3 separate regions of the Homo sapiens genome follow, and all the other regions are linked to region 1. A link is a loop called in an ENCODE intact Hi-C map of the cell type or tissue named here. Cell type or tissue: MCF 10A. All regions are shown on one strand.

Region 1 (8,000 bases):
AGTTATTCGTGATCAAACGATTTGGTGTTAATGTGGATCTAATGTATAAATCCATACGGGTCCCACAGTCATTTAGCATTAATTAAACAAGGCCATTTTAAGGCTGGGATTCCACTGGGTTTATTGTGCTTAGCAGTGAATGGCGGAAACCACTCAACCACTCTGCTTTCTCTCTGCTCCTGTGTTGTCCCATTTACCTCTGGAGAGCAGGGGAAGAGCAAGCTTGAAGCTACCCTGGACAGAGGGTGGGGCACAGGGAGGACCCTGGCTAGGGTGTGGAAAGCTGACTGACAGGTGAGGAGCTCCATAGAGGCCCTGCTTGCAAAGAAGAAATAAGGGTTGCATTAGCATACCACGGGCCTGGATGCCCAGAGAACAGGATTTTAGTCCTGCTCTGCTGCTGATGACTAGCTGTGCAGCCTCGTGCAAGACACTTCCCTGCTCTGTCTTCATCGGTTAATTAAGAAGCCTGGACAAGCCAACCTCATTCCCTCTACCTGGAATGCATCTCCTTCCATTTCCCCATGGCTGCTCCTTTCCATCTTTCACATCTCAGCTCACGTCAGCTCCTCCAAGAAGAGATAACCACCCTCTGTTACCACCACTCCCCACCACCCAAGCACTCTGGAGCACATCGTCTCTCTTTTATTTTCTTTATGGGACTTACCACGGTCTTAATTATCTCTGCATTTGTACTCACTTGTTCCCTTGTGTGTTATCTCTGTCTCCTCCCCACTGTCATCTCCACAAGATCAAGAGCTTCATATGTCTTATTCATCTCTTTCACACCAATTCAGTACGTGGCACATGATGGGGGCTCAAAAAAAATAGTATGTCCACCAGCAGAATCATGAGGTGATCATTAAAACCCCTCCAGGATGGCACTCAATAGTCCTTGACATCTGCACCCAGAAAGTAAGGGCGGCATAGGGTGCGGGAAGAGCGGGGATCATCCAGGAGAACTTGTGGGAAAAGGACGATCAGAGCTGGATTCTGGGAGACAGAGGAACGCCAGCCTAGAGAAGGGGAAAACCTGTCTTGAGAAGGCAGGCAGGCAGGAGCCACAGCGGTGGAGAGCTTCAAGTCCCTGCAGCTGCTACACCTTCAGGCTCCCAGCCAAGACCATTTGGTGAACTATATTAATAATCACAATACAAGAATCCCTTGTGGACTGGAACAATTTCCCTTCCAAGGCAGTGACATGCCTATCACTTCACTTTATTCTTCTGCCATCCCCTTGATACAAAGGAGGAGAAAATATCTTCTGCTATGTATAAAATTAATAACAATTGTTCATTTGTATAGTACTTTCCCATTTCCCGAACACATTTTCTTATACAGGAATGATAGTATTTATTCCCATGTTGCAGATGAGGAGACTCAGAGAGGTGAAATGACTTGTCCGAGGTCAGTCATAGCGTATGTAGCCTGGAAAACTCAAGCCCCGAACTCCAAATTTTTCAACAACCTAGTGGTGTTTTTTCCAGATGAGGAAACTAACAGAGAGAGAGAGAGAGAGAGAGAGAAAGTGTATGGCTAGCTTATGAGAGCTCCCCACCCACACATCCAGGGGGTTAAATTATTTGTAGGGTCAGGATGAGGCATGCGGACAGTGGGAAGGGAACCATCTCCCTTCCCGACCTGAGCATGGAGATGGAGATCACCCTGAGTGAAAATGTTCATTTTTACAGTTCAGGGAGGGAGGGGCAGAGACTTCTTACATTACAGAACTCTAGAATTCTCAGCTGAAAATGATGTTGGAGATGTCTATGATCTCATTATACCCAGGTCCCAGTGCCCTCTTCTAAGCTCTTTATCATCATAATTTCTGATGTAAAGAGCATGATGCCATGGACAAAATGGGCCCTCAGTGACTATCCGATGCAGGGCCAGGCACTGAATGCAGGTGAGTGAGGAGGATCAGGTGCAATAAGTCAATAGCCATTGGCACTCAGCCCCTGTGTGGGGGATACAATAGGGAGTGGTGGGGACCGTGGCAAGTTAGGAGAGTGTAAACCCCGTGTGAGGGGAGAAAGATTGCAGCCAATTGTTGCCATGTGGACATGCAGGCCCAGTGTTACCAATTCTTACAGTTTTGAAAGAAGGTCAGAAGTGTGGCTCTCTATCAGAAATTCTAGAATATTAAATGTGGGTGCTTAAATTTAAAGCACTGTATAGGCCAAACAAAATATGTCTAAGAGCAAGTTTCCTTTAACAGCTTTGTTGAGGTATAGTTGATATACAAATAACTGTACATATTTAATGTGTACAGTTTGGTGAAGTTGGACATATGCAAACACCCATGATACCATCGCCACAATCAAGGTAATATGCATATCCAACACTTCCCAAAGTTTCTCATATTCCTTTGAGTGTGTGTGTGTGTGTGTGTGTGTGTGGTAAAAACACTTAACATGAGATCTTAAGGAATTCTGAAGTACACAATACCAGATTCTTAATTACAAGCACTATGTTGTACAGCAGATCTCTAGAACTTATTCACCCCGCAGAACCGAAACTCTATATGCATGGAATAACAATTCCCCATTTGCCTCTTCCCCTAGCCCCTGACAATTTGCTCCAAGCCCTGGGTGCTGTTGGTGCAGCCAACTCTTTTCTCTGCTGCTATTAGTTTGACAATTTCTGATATGTCATATACATGGAATCAATTTCTGATACATCATATACATGTGACTGGCTTATTTCACTTAGCATATTATTTCACTTAGCATATTTCACTTAGCATAATGTCCTCCATTGTGTTGTTGCAAATGACAGGATTTCCCTCTTTTTCAAGGCTAAATAATATTCCACTGTATGTATTTACTATGTTTTCTTTATCCATTCATCTAACAGAAAGTTTCTATCCATTGTTCATTGGTTTGACACTTGTAGTTAAATGAATAAATTAACCCTGTTCAAACCCTTCATTGTGAAGACTGGGCAACTGGAAGAGTTAAACCATGTCCCTAAGGTTACAAGCAACGAGGGACAAAGCTTAAACTCCAAGTTTCCAGATTTCCAATCCAGTTCTTGTTGATCCAGGGCCAAGGTCAGTGAGGGGGACTGTGTATATGAGGACCCATTAGGTTTGGGGACACATCACCACCTAGTTTGCTGTCCCGAATCCATACATTCCATCCAGCCCAGACCCAGGCCAAGAAGCCAGGGCCCATATGGGCTGAAAGGCCTCACCCACAGAAGAGGCACCGGCAACAGCACCTCCTGGCCTCCCTCCAACCAGAACCTTAGAAGAGCCCCTCACACCCTCCCCTGTACCCCATCCTCAGGCCACTTAGCATGCAGCACCATGGCACAAGCCAGCTGTCACTTAGGCACTTACAGGCAGAACTGTGGAAAAACCAAACCACTGTTATTACACTTAATAACCAGTTTCCACATCATCAACTCATTGGAGTCTGACAGGCGCTGTTAGGGTGTCAGCTCCCTCAGCCTAACAAGTCAGCACTAGCCAGGGGGTGGGAGAGCACCAGGCAGGACTGGGCACCAGCCTCCTGTGAGTTATTCCATCCCCCTCCTGCCCCACATGGAGGACACACACCCAAGGGCAGCCGAGGCGCCGACCCGCCTCTGCCCCCACACACTCAGGAGCTTAGCAGCTACACCAACAGCACCCAAGGTTTACAGCAGGAGCAGAAGCCCAGAGAAGGGGTCTCAGGGCTCTGACTGGTGTGCAAACAGAAGAAAACAGCCTGGCTTGTCAGAGTAGGGGCCAAGGGGTCTGAAGGAAGAGAATCCAGGACTGGGACACCTGGTTGGATCCTAGCTCTACTGTGTGGCCTTGAGTAAGATACTCCATCTTTCCAAGCCCCAGCTCCCCACCTGTAAAAGGTGGTACCTCAAAGCGTTCCTTGGAAGGCAAGCATAGTGCCAAGCATGGTGTCCACGCCTGATAAATGGTGGGTATCACTGAGTTATTATGAAATGGAGGTGGGCAGAGGGTGGGGGTCCTAAGAGGAGGACACAGGTGGGGTTGCTTATGAGGCATACACCCTGGCACATACACCTGCCTGGCGGAACCCTCCTGCTGCCCGCTGTAGCTCGGGCCTGAGGTAGTGCAGTGCTGCCATCTTTTGTCCACACGCTGCACTGCATCCCCACCTGCCCGGTTGGGTGGACAGGGCCCCAGGTGCTCCAGCTGCCCATTCTCCGTTGCTACAGCGTCTCTGAGCCTGGAGAGGGTCTACCCAGCAAGCTCTGGCAGGGCGGACTGTCCATCAAATGTGGCCCAAGATGTCAGAGCAGCCCTGCAGCCAAAGAGACGCCTTATGCCTTTGGGAAAAAACTGTGGGCCATTGCCCCAAAGGGCCCAGGGCTGGCTGGGGTCCCCCACTCCATGCCGCGATGTGTGCAAGGAGGCAGAGCAGAGACAAAGGAGGTGGGTGAGTGGGAGAGGGCACACCTCCAGGGACCTCAGCAGACAGTTTGCTACCTGCTTCCGCATGAGCTGAGATTCCCAAGATGCCAGGAGCAGTTGTCTCTGAGAGGTGGAATTGTGGGTGATGGGAATGATTTTGTTAGGTTGACTGTTTCATTGTGATTATTATTTTTTCTTTATGCGTAATTAGAATTTCACATTTTTCTACAATGCCAAAGTCTCAAGAAATAATTTGTTTATAAACCTGTCTGAAAGTAAATTTGCTTTTAAGTAAACACGTAATTCTAGAGCAGAAAGGGACCCTTTCTTTCACAGTTGAGGAAAATAAGCTCAGAGATAGGTGACTTGCCCAAGGTCACACCACTAGTTTGTGGCCAAGATGGACTAGAACTTCCCTCTCAAGACAAGGTCTTTTTCCTTTGAGAGTGAGCTGGGCCTTTTCCTGACCCTCTAGCTAGGGTAAGATCCCCTATTTGTCACCCATGGTAGCTGTTTTTCTGTTTACTCCCTGTCTCTCCCATGCAAGCTTCATAGGGGCAGGAACTTTATCTATCTTGTTCACTAAGGTATTCCCTGTGTCCATTATAGTCCAGGGTATGTGGCAGACACTCCATAAATGCATGTTGAATGGATGCATGGAGTTAATCAGGGAAGGCTTCCAGGAAGAGGTGAGTTATACATCCATTTTTGAAAAGGCACTTGTAACAGATCAACAGAGAAGATAAGAAGCATTCCTAGGGGCTGGAGGATGGCCTAGACCTAGCGCACAGTAAAGATATGTTCCCAAATATTTGTAGGGGAGGGGAGAATGGCAGAGTAGTACAGATTGTCCTCCTATTCCTGTAGGGACCTGAGCTAGGAACCCATCCCTGACCCTGATTCCTTACCTTGTCCTGAGAATTTGGGAAGAAGCCAAAAAGAATCCCTCTACAGGGCCAGGAAAGACACTAAGAGCTGAAGCTTCCATCAGCCTAACTGGATCTGACAAGGTCTGGCTGGGCCTGGTTGGACCTGACCATCCTGGGTGGACAGATGGGGCCTGACTGGGCTGGGTCTGAGCTGAGAACCACCTTCTTACTCCCATATTTAGGAGACTCTAGTACCTGTCATGTCAGCCTGATCTCCCAGGGCTCTAGAGACATAAAGCAGGGGGAGTGGGGGGAGGGGCAGAAACATTGAGGCCAAGGGGAAAATGTGAGGGGGTCCAAATGTATGCACAGTCTTGTTTCTAGGGTCTTTTATAAGATCACTATTACTTTAGGAACATAAAGATGCATTAAGATGTAATGATCATGTTAAAATATGGAAGCCATTTACTATGTTTAGGTACAGATATGAAAGTCAGAAAAATGGAAAATTTCAGCAGAGGGGAATGAACATTTCTGAAAGGAAAAAAAATTCTTCTCTTAATTTTTCTGGAAAAGTCCCTCAAAAGGTTCTTGGAAAAAAAGGTTTATTTATTCCAGAATGGTGCATCATGTCTGACAAGGAGGCCAGAAGCCCTGTGCACCTCCCTCTGACCCCAATCAGAAAGGAGACACGCAATTACTGAGCACCTGCTGTATGCCAGGTTCTGGGCTGGGCTCTTTGTGAGCATTGTCTGGTGTGACGGAAATAGGTCCACCTGTAGACTGCAAGCACAGACAGCCCGCAGGAGCCTCCGGTGGGCCGACGGCATTCTCCCTGACACCTGGGGGTGTCTCTCAGCCTCAGCCTCTGCCTGCGCAGGCTTGCCTGGCCACACAGAAGGTGGGTGGGGTTCCAGTCTGCCTTTGGCCTGGCATATATTTGGAAAGTGGGGTACACATGCTTGCATACCTCTCCCCTTCCCAAAGCACTTCATGACCGGCCCTAAATAGAACTCAGCCCCGCACTGGGCTTCAGACTTTCAATGTCCTCCTGCAAAACCGTTTGGCACCAACACCTAAAGAGACCGGGATGGGATGTTGATGAGGGCCCACCCAGGGAACTGGAGCTGGGATAATTCTTTATTGTGAGTGTGAAACAAGAATTCAGAGAGGAAGAGGGCAAAGACAGAATGATAGCGAGCATGTCAGAGAGAGAGACTCAGAAACAGAGAGAGGTGGAAATTGAGAGAGAGAGGAGAGAAAAAAGAAAGATGGGGAAAAGAGACAAGAGGAGAAAAAGAGACAAGCAGAAAAACCGAGAGAAGGTTACAAAGCAGGGAGGGGAGGAGAGAGGGACAAAGGATGGACCAGCAGTTACAGGGCCAGGGAAAAGGGGGAAGGCGGAAGACTATCTTTCCCCACTGCCCACCCCCAGGACCCCCCACAACCCTCCCTGGAGGAACCACTCAGACATGGGAGGCGAGAAGAGGGAGCAGAGATAGGCAAACTCGCTACGTAACCTTGGAGACGAGAGCCAAGGAGATGGGCGTGGGGAGATGGGCACAGGGAGGGGCATGGCAGGGGGTGGGGACACAGGCAGGAGAGCAGCAACAGGTCCTACCATCCGGGGAGGGGCGGGTGGGGACAGAGGCCAAGAAGAGTGACCCGGATGAGCTGGGGGAGGGAGAGGGACAAAAGATTCCAGGAACAAACCTAAAGAGGTCTGAGAAGTCAGAATAAAGAGAGATTTTGCTGAGAATCAATTTAGGGAAGAAAGAGCAGGGAGTTGGGAGCTATGATAAGAGAAAGGGGGGTGAAGCGGGGCGGGCAGCAGCAATGCAGCCAGGAGTAGCCAGCCCACATGACCGTGTTGAAGTGAGGGGGGCCGGGCCATTGGCTCTGGACAGCAGGGCACAGGCAGGAAAAAGTCACGGCAGACTGGTGCAGGGAGCCTGGGTTTCTGACCCTTTCCCTGAGACCTGCTAAAGGCGATGAATCTCAGCTGTCTGGCCGGGGGGACCATTCCAATCACTTGTGTCCCAAATCCTGAGTACTGCTATGTGCCAGGTGCTTTGCTGGGCACTCTGGGGGACACAGGGACCATTGACAAACATGTACCCTGAAGACACTCACGGGTTAGTGAGGGAAACAAGGTGTGTACACAAACAACGAGAAGATGGTGACATGGAGGGACTCCCAGATCACTCACTGCCAGCCAGGAGCCCATCAGAGGGAGCCTCCCCGACAGGCCATGCCTGAGCCAGGTCCTGAAGACAGGGCAGGGCTGAGACAAGGGGAAGGCTCATCAGGTAGGGGGCAGCAGGAGCCCGCAGCAGGCAGGCCAGGGAAGCCCAGGGTGACCCTGGGTCTGCCAGGGACTAGTGTGTGGCCCAGGACAAATCACCTAACTTTTCTGAACCTGCCTTTCCCCACCTTGCAGAATTTAAGGATTATGGATAATATCTGTATACTGCCTGGCACATGGCAGGTACTCAATTAAGGGTAGCTATCATTGTTATTAAGAATAAATAGAAAACAGTGAGCTAGAATAAAAGGAAGTGGCTAGAAATGGACTGGAAGGGGGGTTTTAAGACACCCTCACCTCCCACGATCAGAAGCAGCTGTGAGCCACAGTCAGGAGGAACTATCCCCAAAGAACCTTTGGTGGAGCTCTGATTGGTGTCTGGTTAAGAGCTGGGTAGCTTACCATTACCAGCCAAAAAGAACAGTTGAGAGTATGCTGGTTTTAAAAT
Region 2 (8,000 bases), 190 kb before region 1:
ATTTGGTTGTTATACTCATTAAATGTTGTACCTGTCAGGCCTCTGAGCCCAAGCTAAGCCATCATATCCCCTGTGACCTGCCCGTACACATCCAGATGGCCGGTTCCTGCCTTAACTGATGACAATCCACCACAAAAGAAGTGAAAATGGCCCGTTCCTGCCTTAACTGATGACATTGTCTTGTGAAATTCCTTCTCCTGCCTCATCCTGGCTCAAAAGCTCCCCTACTGAGCACCTTGTGACCCCCACTCCTGCCTGCCAGAGAACAACCCCCTTTGACTGTAATTTTCCTTTACCTATCCAAATCTTATAAAACGGCCCCACCCCTATCTCCCTTCGCTGACTCTCTTTTCGGACTCAGCCCGCCTGCACCCAGATGAAATAAACAGCCTTGTTGCTCACACAAAGCCTGTTTGGTGATCTCTTCACACGGACACGCATGAAAGTACCTAAAGTGAATCTGTTTTATTATCTGTGATTACCACAAAATATACAACTAATTTTTTATTTTTTTGAAACAGAGTATCCCTGTCGCCCAAACTAGAGTGCAGTGGCACAATCTCAGCTCACTGGCACAATCTCAGCTCACTGCAACCTCTGCCTCCAGGGCTCAAGTGATTCTCATGTCTCAACCTCCCGAGTAGCTGGGATTACAGTTGTGCACCACCACACCTGGCTAATTTTTGTATTTTCAGTAAAGACGGACTTTCACCACATTGGTCAGGCTGGTCTCAAACTCCTGGGCTCAAGTGATCTGCCCGCCTCAGCCTCCCAAAGTGTTGGGATTACAGGCATGAGCCACTGTGCCCAGCCTTAGTTTTTTAAAATGTTAATATTCAATCAGTATTAAGATCTGTGAACCTGTGGCAGGTCCATCAATAGGCATCTAATCCTGCACATTATGTTTTAAATGATGGGTGGGTAGGTAGTCTCGGTGATATCCTTCACCTGTAATATGCAGCCCAGCGAGGCTCCAGCAGCCTGAGTTACTGAAGTCACTGAAAGCTGCAGGAGGAATAAGAAAAGGGAAAACTGTACTGGAAGGAGGCCAGGCTGGGGAAAGTGGGGAAGGTGAGAATGAGGTGGTGGGCCCCACATGGCCTGCAGAAATAATATAATAATAGTCCTAGTGGCTATAATAAATTGCATATGCAGTGCTTTACATATGTGATCTTGATTCATCCTTAAAACCCTAAGAAGTAAGTACTACTCTTAAACCCCTTAAAATATAGGAGACTAAGGTCTGATAGAAAACTGAAATACCTTACGTTAGAAACTACAACGGCTGGAAGAGTGTTTCAAACCGTACGTTTCCTATTGTTGCTGTACCTAATTACCACCAATTTAGTGGCTTAAAACAACACAAATTTATCCTGTCCCACTTCTACAGGTCAGAAATCCAAAATGACTCTTATAGGGTCAAAATCAAGGTGTGGGCAGCACTCTGTCCCTTCCGAAGGCTCCAGGGGAACATCCACTCCTTACCTCTTCAAGTTTCTATGGACTGCCAGCATTCCTTGGCTTGTGGCTACATCACTCCAATTTCTGCTTCTGTCATCATATGGTCTTCTCCTTCCTTTAACTCTACTGTCTCCCTTTCATGAGGACCCCTGTGATTATATAGGGTTCACCTTGATAATTCAGGGTTACACACCCACCCTCAACCCTAACCTCAAATGCTCAATTTAATCACATCGGCAAAGTCCATTTGACCATGGAGAGTAACATAGTCACAGGTTCTGGAGATTAGGACACAGATGTCTTTGGGGTCATTATTCTACCTACCACACCAACCCTGGCTGACATGACTCCTTCGATTGCTAATCAGTCCTCAGTCACCCTCCCTGTCCCATCTTCTCTCAATCCCCTCCCCAGTTTTACACTGTGGCCAGACCTCAAGACCTGTCATATGCCATGTGCTTTCCCCCGTCTTCCTCCCTCCAGGTGATTGCCCTCTGCTGAAACGCCTCCTTCTTGTCCTCAGCAGATCCTCAAGACCTGCTGAAATCCCAGCCATTATCCAAGCTTAAATGCCAGCTCCCTATGAGGCCTTTCCTAATCTCTAGCTGGGAGTGCTCTCTGCTTCCTGAGACCCCCGTGGCATTTGAGTAGCACATTTGGATTTGTGCTGGGGTGGCTTGTGTAAGCTCTTCAGGCTGGAATCATGTGTCATTCATCTATGTATCCCCCACAGCCCACAACACAAAGCCTACACACAGGGGACTTAATGAGCATTTATTCAGCACCTGAATGGATCAATAGATGGATACAAGCCAGGATCAGATGAAGCATCCTCTGACTCTTAGTATCACAACACACTGGTCCTCCCCAGAGCCCTCTGTGCATGTGGCCTGGCATGTCTCACTGCCAAGGTGGCCAGCACTGCCCCCGAGCAGTTTTGACTCTATCTGATGCCCACCACCAGGCTCAGCATGTTTGCTGAGAGCTGCTTTGGCTTGGAGCTTGAGCTGCATTGAACAGATGATGTATGTAAGGGAAGGCAGAAAGCAAGCGAGAGCTTTCACAGCTGAAGGGATCCAGTCCCCGCATTCCCATGGCCAAGGAGAGCAGAGCAAGGATGCTCAGCCTGGGAATGTGTTGTTCTGACTGTTTCAGGATCCTGGGCCAGCCCTTTCCTGCCATGTGGGGGCCTGGTGTGTGCCTTTGCAGCTGGAGCCACCCACCCCGGAGACATGCTCCTGGACACTCGCCGATCACTTTACAAAACCACTGGGTTCAGGGTAGCCAGTAAAATCATGCAGCACTGACACCTTTATTTTACCTGCAAAACTCAGGGAGGGGAAGGTCCCAGTCACCATTTTCATCAACCCACATTTATTGATGCAGTGGGAAAGAGGCACCAGGCTAGACTCTGGCTCACCTACTCCCAACACCTGCACACACAAGTGCAAACAAGTGTGTGCATGCACATATGAATGTGTGTACACCTTTGTGCACACTGTAGCACATGTAGGGTTGAAAACAGAGGCCCTCGGTATTCGTTAAGGCAAACCTAGGTTTCCATTTCCTACTGATTAAATCCATTGCTTTAGTGACCACCTCCTCTGGGGACAAAGGGGTTTCAGGCCTTTGTCCCCAGAGGAGGTGGTCAGCAAAGCAATGGATTTAATCCTTTAAACTATAAGGCAATGAATCTCAAATAAAAATATTTGAAAAGTTTCTCCAAAGAATGTGTGAGTACTGGGGGCCAAGGAGTAGGGCATTGTTTTTAGCCAAGTGTTTTGCATTTGTCTGAGTGGTGATGCCATCTGTCACCAGCTTGGAGTAGAGGAGAGATATAGATAAGAAAGAAGGAAAGGGCCAGGCCCGGTGGCTCATGCCTGTAATCCCAGCACTTTGGGATGCTGAGGCAGGTAGATCATTTGAGGTCAGGAGTTCAAGACCAGCCTGGCCAACACAGCAAAACCACGTCTCTACTAAAAATACAAAAATTAGCTGGGTGTGGTGGCACGTGCCTGTAATCACAGCTACTTGGGAAGCTGAGGCAGGAGAATTGCTTGAACCCAGGAGGCAGCGGTTGCAGTGAGCTGAGATCGCACCATTATCGCACCATTGCACTCCAGCCTGGGCGACAGAGCGGATTCTATCTCAAAATTTTTCAAAAAAGAAAGAAGGAAAATGAGATCTTTTTAGAGCACTTTCCACCTTTGCATTTGTCAGATTTTCACATGTAGTTTGGAATCATATAAATTTCTACCCTCAGTTATCTTTCATCTAATAGAACTTTTTAAATATGTGCTAATAGCAAACAGATAGATATTGGCTTGTCAGGTATTTGGGGCTTTGCATAACACTGCACCTTTCTCTGGAGATATTTGGCAGCAGCCACTGCCCTGTGGGACTACAGAGTTGATCACTCTAAGCAGTGGACCAGGGCCACACAGATAGGCATTAGACCCAATAGGCAAATCTAAGGGGCACCATTCGCACTGTGGCCGTGCAGAGTCGAATATTTGCTGCAAGCATTTTCCAGCAGGTGGCAGTGATGTGTCTCCAGGAAGGAGTTCTGGTTTCTCATTTGCACCAGGCACCACACGAGCTGGGAAGACTGCTGCAATATCCAGAGGACCTGGTGCCCCTATGTCACCTTGGGTTCTTTCCTTTAGCGATATGGTGCTGGGAACACAAAGATGGTCAGAATGCCAGGCCATCCCAACCTGTGTCCATGTGACATATCCACTGTGCTAGCCAGGCTTTGGCAGAGAAAGTGACCTGGGTCTGATAGAGGCAAACTGAGCAGCTGCACGTGTTTTGACTTATATTCTGGACCCAGACTACATCCTGGTGTGGAGGAAAGAATGGAGAGACAAATGAATATCTTCCTCGCTGCTGTGTCCTCAGAACCCAACAGAAAGGGTGCACGATATATATTATTGAGGGAACGGATAGATGGATGGATGGATGGATGGATGGATGGATGGATGGATGGATGGATGGTTGGATGGATGGATGGATGGATGAATGAATTAATTATTCAACAGACACCCACCTATGAGTATGTGCTCTCCTGTCATTGGATATATTCTTCTTCTCTGGTCTTCAGAGAGAGAGAGAGAGAGAAACAGTAAAAAGCAACACCCAGGGACTTCTACCTCTGCAGGAAGGCAAGAACTGCCTAAATGAATTCACTGAAAAGATCTCCCACCAGGAAGCAGCTCCTGGAGAGTTCCCTTTCTGGGGAGCAAATCTCTTCCTTAATCACCACTTGCTGCTGCTCACCGTTACTGCTTGCTGGTCCAGCTGTCTGTCCCACCTCTCAGCAAAGCCTATTTACTAAGCCCATTTGGAAGTCTAAAATGTAATCACTGGCTTCCTCCTCAGAATATTAATATTCCAATAGGACTTCCCAGAGCCAGGCTGGAGCTCCTTGCAGGATTAGCTGGGTGTGGTCCCATCTGTCTCCTCCTACACCAATGCTGCTCAGCTCAAGAAATCCACAGATAAGACAGAAACCAGGCAAAGGCCTGGGCTATGACAGAGACACCTCTGCTGGGAATGACCAAGGTCAGCCTGGCTGTGAAAGAGTCTGGGCTTAGGAAAAAAGGCTGGGGGGTGGCAGGGGTTTAAGGTCAGGCCTCAGGAGCAGAGCTGAGGCACCCAGGGCTGCCTCATCCCACTCTTACCTGCTCTGCTTGATACGACGTCTGCCTCACAATGTCTACACCTCTGCAGGCAGGTCTGCAGCCCAGGAGCTGCTGGGCTTAGTGGACAGTCTGGCTCACAAGGGGACTTAATAAGCACTCAATGAATAGAAGAGCTCTCGGCAACATGACTAAGGCAGAATCCCACTCATTTTTATTTGTCGTAAACCCACCTACTATTCCTTGCTGCAGCAAATGCTTTTTGAGCACCCACTACACATCAGGCACTGTGCTGGGTGCTGGGAATATACCAAAGAACAAAAAAGGCAAGGCCCTACCTTTGTGGAGCTCAGTCAAGTGGGAGACATAAATGAGCAAGGAGTCAATTGCAGTAGAGGGGAAAAAATGCACTGCTAGGACTTGGATCAGGGACACCCAGACTAATGCAAAAGGATTCCTGGAGGAAGTGGCCATTAAACTGATATTTGAAGGATGAGTAGGAGTTAGCAGGCAGGAGAACCAACATGTGCAAAAGCCCAGAGGCCAGAGAAAGCCTGGTGCTTTCTAACAAGTCAAAATTCAGGTTCACTAGAGCTGTGAATGGGAGAATGGCAAGAGAGGAGGATGGACGGAGGCTGGTCTCCAAGAGCCATGTTGTCAGCTATGCATGACTTTCACACTTTGTCCTGGGGACAGAGGGTTAAGCAGGGATGCAACAACAGAGTCTGGGGAATATGTGAGGCCAAAGCAAGTAGGGATTGGGAATTAGCAAAGGAAAATAAGGATTTGGGCATCCTGGAAACCATTTCTGAGCATTTAAAACAAATTCTATCTTATTTGGTCTCCCCTAAGGGATAGGCACACAGGTATAAAAGGTTACAGGGCCAGTGCGGTGGCTTACGCCTATAATCCAGCACTTTGGGAGGCTGAGACAGGCAGATCATGAGGTCAGGAGATTGAGACCATCCTGGCTAACACGGTGAAACCCCATCTCTACCAAAAATACAAAAAATTAGCCGGGTATGGTGGCGCACACCTGTAATCCCAGCTATTTGGGAGGCTGAGGCAGGAGAATCGCTTGAACCTGGGAGATGGAGGTTGCAGTGAGCCAAGATCACACCATTGCACCCCAGCCTGGGTGACAGAGTGAGACTATGTCTCAAAAAAAATAAAATAAAATAAAATAAAATAAAATAAAATAAAATAAAATAATAAAATAAAATAAAATAAAATAAAAATAAAAATAAAAATAAAAAGGAAGGTTTCAGATAACCATCTCTCATAAACTTCACACTTCAAAAGGGTTTTCATGTCCACCTCCTCAAGTGATACTATCATAATGCAGAGGTCAGCAGAGTTACCCTCCACTTACAGATGAGGAAACTGAGACCGAAGGAGGCAAAAGACTCATTAGCAACAGCATTGTAAACACGGTTGCACAGAGAGCTTTCCAGTTTCCTTATGCAGTCAGTTCTCTGTATCTGCGAGTTCCATCGTCAGATCCAACCAACTGTGGATTGAAAATATGGTATTCTCAGGATGCAAAACCCATGGATGCCAAGGGCCAAGTTCTCTTATCTGTGGGTTCTGCAAGACCTGTTGCAAGACTTGAGCATCCATGAATTATCCATGGTGGGGGTAGAGTGGTCCTGGAACAAATGCGATCATCACATAGATTAAGTAAGACTGTTAGTGTGTATTACAGGTGAGGAAACCTAAGGTTAGGAAGTTTACAGAGCACTGTCCTGCCAGTGAGTGACCACACAGATCCAGGTGGATTTCCACCCCACTTTGCTCCCTGCACAGGAAGAGGAGCCAGCCCTGAGGCCCTGAGAGCTGGCCCAGCACTCTTGGCATGGCAGGCCACACAGCTGGAGAGAGAGACACTCAGAAGCAGCCCCGCACAGAGGCTTGGGGGATCAAATAGAACCCTCAAAACATACAAAACTCTGAGGACTGACTTGAGTGAGCTGAGCACGTATTCCAGGCCGAGCTGTAAGCCCTGCAGAGAGATCACTGGGAATTCCAAACCCTGCACTGTCTTCCCATCCCTGCCTGGCTCCCTGCCTCCTAGAGCCGAGTCCCATGGCCTCCTAAGGTGGAGTAATGATGAGGACAGCCCAAGGCCCAGCAGCTCCTCACCAGCTTCTGGAGGCTGGGCCTGTCCTGCTGAGGAGACAGGGCAGGAGCCAGCTCTCTCTGGCACGCTGCTTAGATAGGAAAAAAAGTAATCTCACTCAGAAGGAACAGCAGCAGCAAACAGAGCCCTCTGTCTGAGGGCCTTCTGCCCTTCCCCTAGTTTCTGTGTATCTTCTCCGCTAGCAGTTTTTTTCCTGAGGAAGGGGAAGAGGCAGGGGAGTGGGTGCAGACATGGAGATGGACGTTATTCTTTTCTAAAGAAGGTCTTTGTTGCTGTTATTTTCTACCTTCCTCCGTGGGCCGAGAGCCCCTGCAGTGCCATGAGGGCTGCTCAGTGCCATGGAGACAATTGTGTTATCAGAGGGAGAGGATTATGGCTCCAGTGGGGAGGGAGGAGCAGGATCACCAGCTGAGCCGGCGACTGACAAGAGAAGATGACAAATCACTTAGGCCCCAGGTTGAGAGCCCGGCGGCAGGCAGGGAGATGCAGAGACAGGTCTTGTCAATTCTGAAGGATTGTCAGTGTCACCGGAAACAACAGTCTCTTTAAAAAGGTGTCATCCCCCTGAAGTGGGGGACACCTGAAACAGAGCAGCTGGTGGGGGGCCAGGGGCGGGGGAGGATTGTGCAAATGGCGGAAGGCTGTCCCCGTTACACATCACTGATGGAGGTGGGCTGGGGAAGGGACAAGTGGGAAGGAAGAGGAAAGGCAGGCCTGCTGGCCGAGACAGAAGGAATGGGCCCTCCAGGTGGACAGGA
Region 3 (8,000 bases), 130 kb before region 1:
AGACCCAGAGGGAAAATATGACCTGCCCAAGATTCACAGCTGGGCCAGGCTGGGGCCAGAATCCAAAGACCAGATTTCCAGACCACACTCTTGCCCTACTGCCTGCTGGTGTCCCAGCTCCTCAGGCCAGCCTCAGTGCCCACAGTGCTCCTCAGACCAGGCAGATGCAAGCTCGCAAGTCTAGACTGCAGGGCAAAGATCTAGGACCCACAGCCTGACCGCTCCCCTCATCCATAAACCTCTGCTCAGAAAAGTTCCCCAAAGACAAGTCTCCTTTAAGGGCAAGGCCCCTTTTGCTCTAAGAGCAGCGACTCTTAACCTCACTTCATCTACACCTAAAATCTGGGCCAAAGAGACAATTACAAGGCCTTTACCGTCCCCGCACCCGGAGCTGCTGGCTGCTTAGAAACCCCTGGCCCTCCTTGTCCTGAAGCTGCCAATTTCCTCATCAGTATTTTATTTGTCTGTTTTGCTCATTTTTAAGCTGGTGGCAATTGCTATTTAAATTGTTTTGTAAAGTGTCTTTGCATTTACAATGCCGGCTGTCAGCAGCCCCACAATAGAAAATGAGATTTGGCATCAAAGGCAAAGACGCTACTAAAATACATTTTAATAAATATGTAAATCAATTAATCAATCACCCATCCAGGGAAGGAGCTTCAGGAACACAGACAGGCTGGCTGAGAGGGAGAAGGTGGGGAGAATGTGGGGTCTGAGGTGGCAGAAGAGGCTCCGCAGGCACTGAACTCAGGGGTTCTGGGCACGTCGTGGGCAGCCAGCCCCACCTACAGTCTGGGGCATCTGGCCTCGCCTGGCCTCCCACCGTCCTGACTCTGCCTAACTGGGCTCCACATGGTCTTGCCACAGCAGCCCTGGTCAGGAAAGGGCAACAGGGTCCCAGTGAAGTACAGATAAAATGAGCTTTAGGGCTAAGATTGAGGAAACGAGCCCTCTGGTTGGAACCCCCACTACCCCCGATTTCTTCTCCACTGATGCTGTTTTCTAGAGAAGTCAGAGATTAGAAAGTGCTTGCAAGGTTTATGTCTGTAAGTTGGACCAGCCTGGAGGATTAGCATCAGAAAACTTCAGGAAGAAATGACCAGCTGTTCTCTCTATTCCTGAAAGGGTACCAAAGGAAAGAGGCTTAAGCTGTCACAGGCAGCTGGGCGGGGCATCGGGGTGGGGGTGGGGGTGTGGGGGCAGGTCGCTCTTGGAAAGGGTCCTGACTAGGAAAGTAAATATGACTCTGGGGACAGGATGGAGGGGAGACAGAAGGGGGCTACCAGTCAGGAGCTTTTAAAGCAGGAGCCCAGCTGAGAGCAGTGACTCATGCCTTGTAATCCCAGCACTTTGGGAGGCCAAGGTGGGTAGATCACCTGAGGTCAGGAGTTCAAGACCAGCCTGGCCAATATGGCAAAACTCCATCTCTACTAAAAATACAAAAATTAGCTGGGCGTAGTGGCACATGCCTGTAATTCCAGCTGCTCAGGAGGCTGAGGCACAAGAATCGCTTGAACATGGGAGGCGGAGTTTGCAGTGAGCTGAGATCATGCCACTGTCCTCCAGCCTGGGCGACAGAGTGAGACTCTATCTCAGTCAATCAATCAATCGATCAATAAAGCAGAAGCCCAAACATACACTGTATCAGATGAGCAAGACTGGGGTGTCTGATGGTAAGGGGGCTCGGCCACATTGTCACAGATTCTCAGCTTGCACCAAGGTGTGCTATAAGCGGCATGATTCTGGCCAATAGAATCTGAGCTCAGGCTGGCAGATAAAACCTCCAAGCCTGGGCTGCATAGACCCAGCAAAGCCTCCTGCAGCCCATGACGTATGGTTTGCTAATGAGGGTGCCTCAGGGCTATAGTAAGGTGCATCCTCACATAGCTTTCAGTGGGACCTTGGGCAAGTCATTTTTGCCTCTAGGCCTCTGTCTAGTCACTAGACAGTGCAAGCAGGGACTGGGCAAAATGAATTCTAAACTTGAAAACTCTCTGACTCACTTTCCCCATCACTGTGGACATAGAATCAATGTCTTCCCATTACAGCTGCCAGCCCTTTCTTGGCTGTCAGCGTAAGTTGGTCTGACCCTGAAGACCAGAGAGACCCATCTGAGGGGTATAAACACCTCCACAACCCAGGCTATGGCAAGAATGGTGCAGATCCACAGAGGAAGCCAAAGGCTCCAACCCCAGCTTCTCTCCCACCCTCGTCCTCTGCATTCACTCCCAACTCCCATCCCAACCTCCTCCCCTGGAAGAGGTATGCCCTCTAATTGAAGACCTGTCTGGCCCCCAAATAACCTCATTTTTTAAACTGATGTCACCTGCACCAGAGGGCAAACATTCCTGTCAGGGCGGAGAGCATGCACACATATCCACCCTGTGTGCCTAGGTGTGGGTGCAAATGGCATATACATGGGTCGTGTTTCATGAGCACGCAGGAATGCATAACTTTAGGCTTCTCTGAGCACATTGCTGTGTGTATAAATATATGGCCCTCTGTTGCTCAGAGTGTGAAGACTCAGGCAGGTCCATCTACATGCATGCACATTTTGGTGGGTCTATGTGAGTATGTGAATGGTGCATGATAGCCATGCTTTGAAACACACCTGTGGCCAACACAGGCCACATTCCAGGCAGGGGCTTGTGGGTATTTCTGTGTTCAGAAATCTTGTTCATCTTTCTCTCATCTCTGAGAAACTCTATTTCACAACATTGCCCAACATTGCTGCTATGCAGGCGGCCGTCACCCTATATCTGACTCTTCCTAACTCACAAACAGAGGCTTGAACACAGCAGTTCTGAGTATGGGAGCAATGGGGATCACTGAGCCATGGGCCAGGCTCTCTGCTCAATTGCCTCAACCCTCTGCATATGACCAGGTACAAAGGCTGGGAGGGTGTTTGTCCAGGGAATCTTTCTAGCCTTTCTATAAAGAGGCAAGAATCATGCTATGAGCAGCTGCCAGGCAGTGTGTCCCTGAGCACTCACTGCTACATCTGTCTCTGCCCTGCCACCCACACAGCTGTCAGGATGAACTATCTCAAAAGCACACCTGACCCCTTCCACGTGACCCCCAGAGTGACTCCCCATTCCCCATCTCCAGATGGCTTGGCATGTCTCACACACCCTGACGTGTCTTGTCTAGGTCTTTGGAATGCTCCTTCCACCCACCCCAACTTCCAGCTCAGTGCTGGCCACTCACTCAGAGGACCACACTGGCCACCTCTGATGACTACCTGACTATCCAAATGACCAGGCACTCACAGCCCCAAACATGCCCTGTCTCCCTCTCCAGACTCTTCTCTCACACCTCCAGCCTCAGCCTCTGCACTTGAGTGGCTCCCACGACATGATACGATGCCTTAGCCCTCCACGCCCATGCTCATGCTGTGCCCTTCTGAGGGAGTGGGATTCCCCCCAGCCTCAACCGACTCAACTTCTACTTAGCCTTAAAGACACAGCTTCCAAGAATCCTCTCACCCACCCGGGCCTTCCTCCACTGCTCCTTTAAACCACGTAGCTCTGTCATGACATTATACTGGGTTTTCTCCCCTGCTAGACTGTAAAGTTCCTGTGGTCAGGCACCACATCCTAGCCATTGTGGAAGTGCAGACAGGAACATCCACTGGATGACCTGGTGGCTCCCTCTAGATGGCCTGGCAATGATCCGGCTGAGGTTGGTGGCTCCCTGTGGTTTCCAGTGCTATAACACTGGGGAGCCTGGTATAATGTTCCCCTGAACAGCTGGCACCCGCCTTCAGATTGTCTTGCAAAGTAGCTCTCCAGTTCTCCCTGTAAAACAGCTGAACGACAGCAGGGGGCGGCAGTCCTCTCCTGGAATACAACCCATGGTGCATCCGCTTGCCCAGCCCAAGCATGCATTAAGCGTGTCTTTTATTTATTTATTTATTTATTTATTTATTTATTTATTTATTTAGAGACAGGGTCTCACTCTGTCATCCCGGCTGAAGTGCAATGGTGCAACCTCGGCTCACTGCAACCTCTGCCTCCTGGGTTCAAGCAATTCTCGTGCCTCAGCCTCCCGAATAGCTGGGACCACCATGCCTGGTGAATCTTTGTATTTTTAGTAGAGATGGGGTTTCGCCATGTTGCCCAGGCTGGCCTTGAACTCCTAGCCTCAAGGGATCCACCCACCTCAGCCTCCCAAACTGTGGCACTACAGGTGTGAATCACCACATCCAGCCCAAAGCATACTTCTCTATGGTACACTGGTAGACTGAGGATCACGTGAGTTCTCAATACATTAACCTTCTGTCTACAAGTACAGCCCTGGCTGGTATTTACCCAAGCCTTTTGCTCAAAAGCCATCTTTACATCCCCAAGCATGAAGGTCTGCTCGTGACATATGAAGTAAATAATAACCTAGGAACAACCTTGTGGTACAGGAACTTAAGGGGTCAGTACAGATCTGATTATGATGTTCTGTATGGGATGGATGAGCCCCTCATTTCACTGCAGACTCTACTCTCAAAGTTGAATGGAGCCATGGATGTCCCCATTGGGAAGGTCACAGCTTGGAGCAGTAGCATCAGGCCTGGAGTCCTCGGACCACTGTCCAGAGATCTGCCTATATTTCTAGCTGCCTCTCTGAGGCTGAAGAATCTCAAAGGACACAGCATAGATGGGCAACAATTCCTGGATAAAAGATATAAACGTCATAGCCATTTGTGCTTGTTTGTGGTTGCATTTGAGATGACACCATTTTATTTTTGTTCCCCTAGCACCAAGCACATAGCAGGCCCTCTGCAATGTTTGTGAATGAAAACAAATATCTGGAAGTTATTTCATGCATGCACGTGCTTCCTTTCTCCACAGATATGTTGTAAGCATCTCAATGGCAAGAATTTTCTTGCCTATGTCTTTGGAATGCTCCTTCCACCCACTCCCACTTCCAGCTCAGTGCTGGCCAGGCATTTGAGGACCACACTGGCTACCCCTGATGACTACCTGACTATCCAAATGACCAGGCACTCACAGCCCCAAACATGCCATTCCCTTTTTCCCTTATGGTTTCCTTGTCCCACCCTGAGTGCAACACCATTTCTGGGGGGACTTCTGAAGCGCCAACTTTATTAAGATTGATTTGGCCCGCCCTCTCTTCTGACAGGTCCAAAAGCAAACACGGCAGGGCCATGGGGGAGATTTGGTCATAATTACCATCTTTAATTACTGCTAAAACATCAATTGCTCTTGTTCAATTAGCAGTGCGGTTTCAGGCATGGCAAACTTTGCAACACAAAATAAGCTGAAAATTGATTTCTGAACACTTAATGCAGATCTGAAATTGCCAACCTGATAAGGTTGTCATAGAAGAGCCAACGTGGCCAAGGAGGAATGTTGCGAGGCTGTAATTGCCTTGGTAGAAAGATTAATAACTGGTATACTTACATCTTGTTCATCAAGTGGGAGTCACTCATGGGGGGCTCCAGGAGTGCTGGGTGGGTGTGAGGCACAAAGGCAGAGGGAGGGTGTTAACAAGGACACTGGCAATTAGGCAGGAGAGAGCAGCAGCCTGCACCCAATGGTCCGTGAACAAGGACATGGCCTCTGGGATGGCACGTGGGAGGGGCCAGCTGCCTGGGATGGCTGCCAGGGAGAGCCGACCTCTGCAAAGCAGGCAGGTGCTGTCTCAGGCAGGTGGAGACAGGACGCCCAGGTCCTGGCCACCTCCACGTTTTCTGCAAGTCCTGGAAAAGGACCCTCAAGGTCAAACACCTTTGAAAGCTCAATTGGCCTCTGGAAGAGTTTTCTCTATTCAGGCTTCCTGGCAAGAGAGAGTTGAATGTGATGGACAAGATGGGCAGCAGCTGGGCCCCGAGATGGCATGGCGGCTGCTGCCACTGCTCTCATCATCTCTTCCTGCCATGAGGTTCAGTGACTTTCTGAGTGCATATCATGGAATGGTAGGCTGAGAAGCATTTTATGAGCTACCAAGTGCTCCATGGAGTGTGCAATTGCTATTATGATTGTTGCTGTTACCCTGGGCCCATGGGTGATGTAGGGACACAGGTCAAAAATCTCAATAGCCTTGGAAAAATTCCTTCTCTCTCTGAACCCTGTCATTTAAGCTTAGGGAAATGAAGAGAATATTCCATTTGCAGCTTGTAAAACTAACATCTACCAAGCACTGGTATGTGCCAGGAACAGGGCAAGACACTGATAGATGCATAGATAGACAGATAGATCGGTGATAGATAGAAGATAGGGGCCAGGTATGGTGGCTCACATCTGTAATCCCAGCACTTTGGGAGGCAGAGGCAGGTGGATCACTTGTGGCCTGGAGTTCAAGCCCAGCCTGTCCAACATAGCAAAATCCTGTCTCTACTAAAAATAACAATAAATAAATACAAAAATTAGCCAGGCATGGGGGCATGCACCTATAGTCCCAGCTACTCAGGAGGCTGAGGCACAAGATCCAGTTGAACCCAGGAAGCGGAGGCTGCAGTGAGCCAAGATCACGTCACTGCACTCCAGCCTGGGTGACAGAGTGAGATTCTGTCTCAAAAAAAAAAAAAAAAAAATAGGTAGGTAGGTAGATAATAGATAAATAGATAGAATGATTGAAGGATAGATGATAGATAAAGATAGATTACAGATAGGTAATAGATGAATGAATGATAGATGGAGAGATAGAAAAATACATAGATAGGTAGAGACGATAGAAAGAGAGAGAAAGGCAGATGGGTGGGAAGACAGAAAGAGAACTGCATTTAATCCTCTCAACATGACTACAGGGTAGATGTTATTATTCTAATTTGACATATGAGGAAAATAGGACTCAGCAAGGTTAAGCAGCTTACCCCAAAGTCACATACCTGCTAAGTGGCAGAGTCGTGATTCAAACCCATACCTCTTAGAGGTAAGAGACAATACACTTAGTCTCTGTTCTCTGCCCCGAAGCATGCTTTAAGCCTTCTTAGTGCCTTTCACTGAACTATGCTGGGCCTGGGGCAGTCATGACTAGGGATCAGAGATGTCCTTGTCCTGTAGAAATGAGACGCTGACCAACCAGCTGTGCTGTGTACACAGCCAACAAACACACCCAGCTGCACGTCAGGGGAGCAGCAAATCACTCTCAGAAGACATACTTGCTCATGCCAGGCTTAGCAGGAGCCAGATTGCAACCAGGTGCCTCTCTTTTGTTTTCTCCTTAGGGTACAGGTCCATGGCCCTATAGATCCAAAATACAACTCAATTCAACCAAAGTTTATTGGGTACCTTCTTGTCCAGCCTAAGCTCAGAGAGACTGACTCTCTAACAGAGGGATATAAACAGGGTTGATTCTATCAGTGAGCCTCGCAGAACAGATGACCCAGGCACAGCATGCAAGGCGGAGGGAGGAGTGAGAAAAGGCTGTACAGAGGGGTGAAGTCTGAGTGGGCTTTACAGCCGGCCAGGAGCCAGCCACAGGGCCATCCTCACAGAAGAGAAGTGGTGCGAAGAGGCACGGTCTGTCCAGGGAAATGTGATTTGCCGGATATCTCTGGAGCTTAATGCATGAGGTTGGGTTTGGGGTGTCAGTGAGAAATGTGGCCAGAGAGGTGGCAGGGCCCAGATGATGAAAAGGCCTGCAGACCACACTGGGCTTTATCTCATAGTGGGGAAGAGCAGGGGTCAGCTTTGCACTTTGGAAAGCTCACTCTGGCTGAAGGGGGAAAGAGGGCATATTAGCTTGGTTGGGCTGGGCTGCTATAACAAAGGACTACAGACTGGGCGGCTTAAAGAACAAAAATTTACTTTCTCATAGTTCTGAAGGCCAGAAGTCTGATATCAAGGCATCAACGTGGTTGGTGTCATCCTTTTTTTTGTTGTTTTTTTGAAACAGAGTCTCACTCTGTCACCCAGGCTGCAGTGCAGTGGTGTGATCTCAGCTCACTGCAACCTCCGCCTCCCAGATTCAAGCAATTCTCTTGCCTCGACCTCCTGAGTAGCTGGGATTACAGGCGTCTGCCACCATGCCCAGATAATATTTTT

The links. Hi-C counts contacts between places; a loop is a spot of excess contacts. Peaks named below come from ENCODE experiments on the same cell type or tissue, not always from the same donor. Only the 100,000 strongest peaks of a DNase experiment are listed, where the experiment ranks them.
Region 2: it touches region 1 in a loop (12-fold over the local background); 48 of 110 quality-filtered maps call a loop at or near these places.
Region 3: it touches region 1 in a loop (13-fold over the local background); 13 of 110 quality-filtered maps call a loop at or near these places.

The regions. Positions count from the first base shown.
Region 1 is chr11:116,637,632-116,645,631 of GRCh38, forward strand. It overlaps LINC02702 (long intergenic non-protein coding RNA 2702), which reads left to right and starts at 1,791. Exons shown (of 3, transcript NR_135069.1): 1 at 1,791-1,906. It overlaps LOC107984372 (a long non-coding RNA gene), which reads right to left and starts at 1,683. Exons shown (of 4, transcript XR_001748078.1): 1 at 701-1,683. RefSeq lists enhancers at 3,093-3,922, 3,923-4,752 and a silencer at 4,010-4,109. In MCF 10A, a CTCF peak has its summit at 4,110 (motif pointing left); no DNase peak of the experiment used is centred here.
Region 2 is chr11:116,450,237-116,458,236 of GRCh38, forward strand. The region is part of intron 1 of LOC107987166 (a long non-coding RNA gene); the gene reads right to left. Among named protein-coding and RNA genes, the nearest start is that of LINC02151, 46 kb to the right of the region's middle. RefSeq lists an enhancer at 1-400. In MCF 10A, a CTCF peak has its summit at 3,980 (motif pointing right); no DNase peak of the experiment used is centred here.
Region 3 is chr11:116,510,273-116,518,272 of GRCh38, forward strand. No RefSeq gene overlaps it. Among named protein-coding and RNA genes, the nearest start is that of LINC02151, 14 kb to the left of the region's middle. In MCF 10A, a CTCF peak has its summit at 3,799 (motif pointing right); a DNase peak (open chromatin) is centred at 3,849.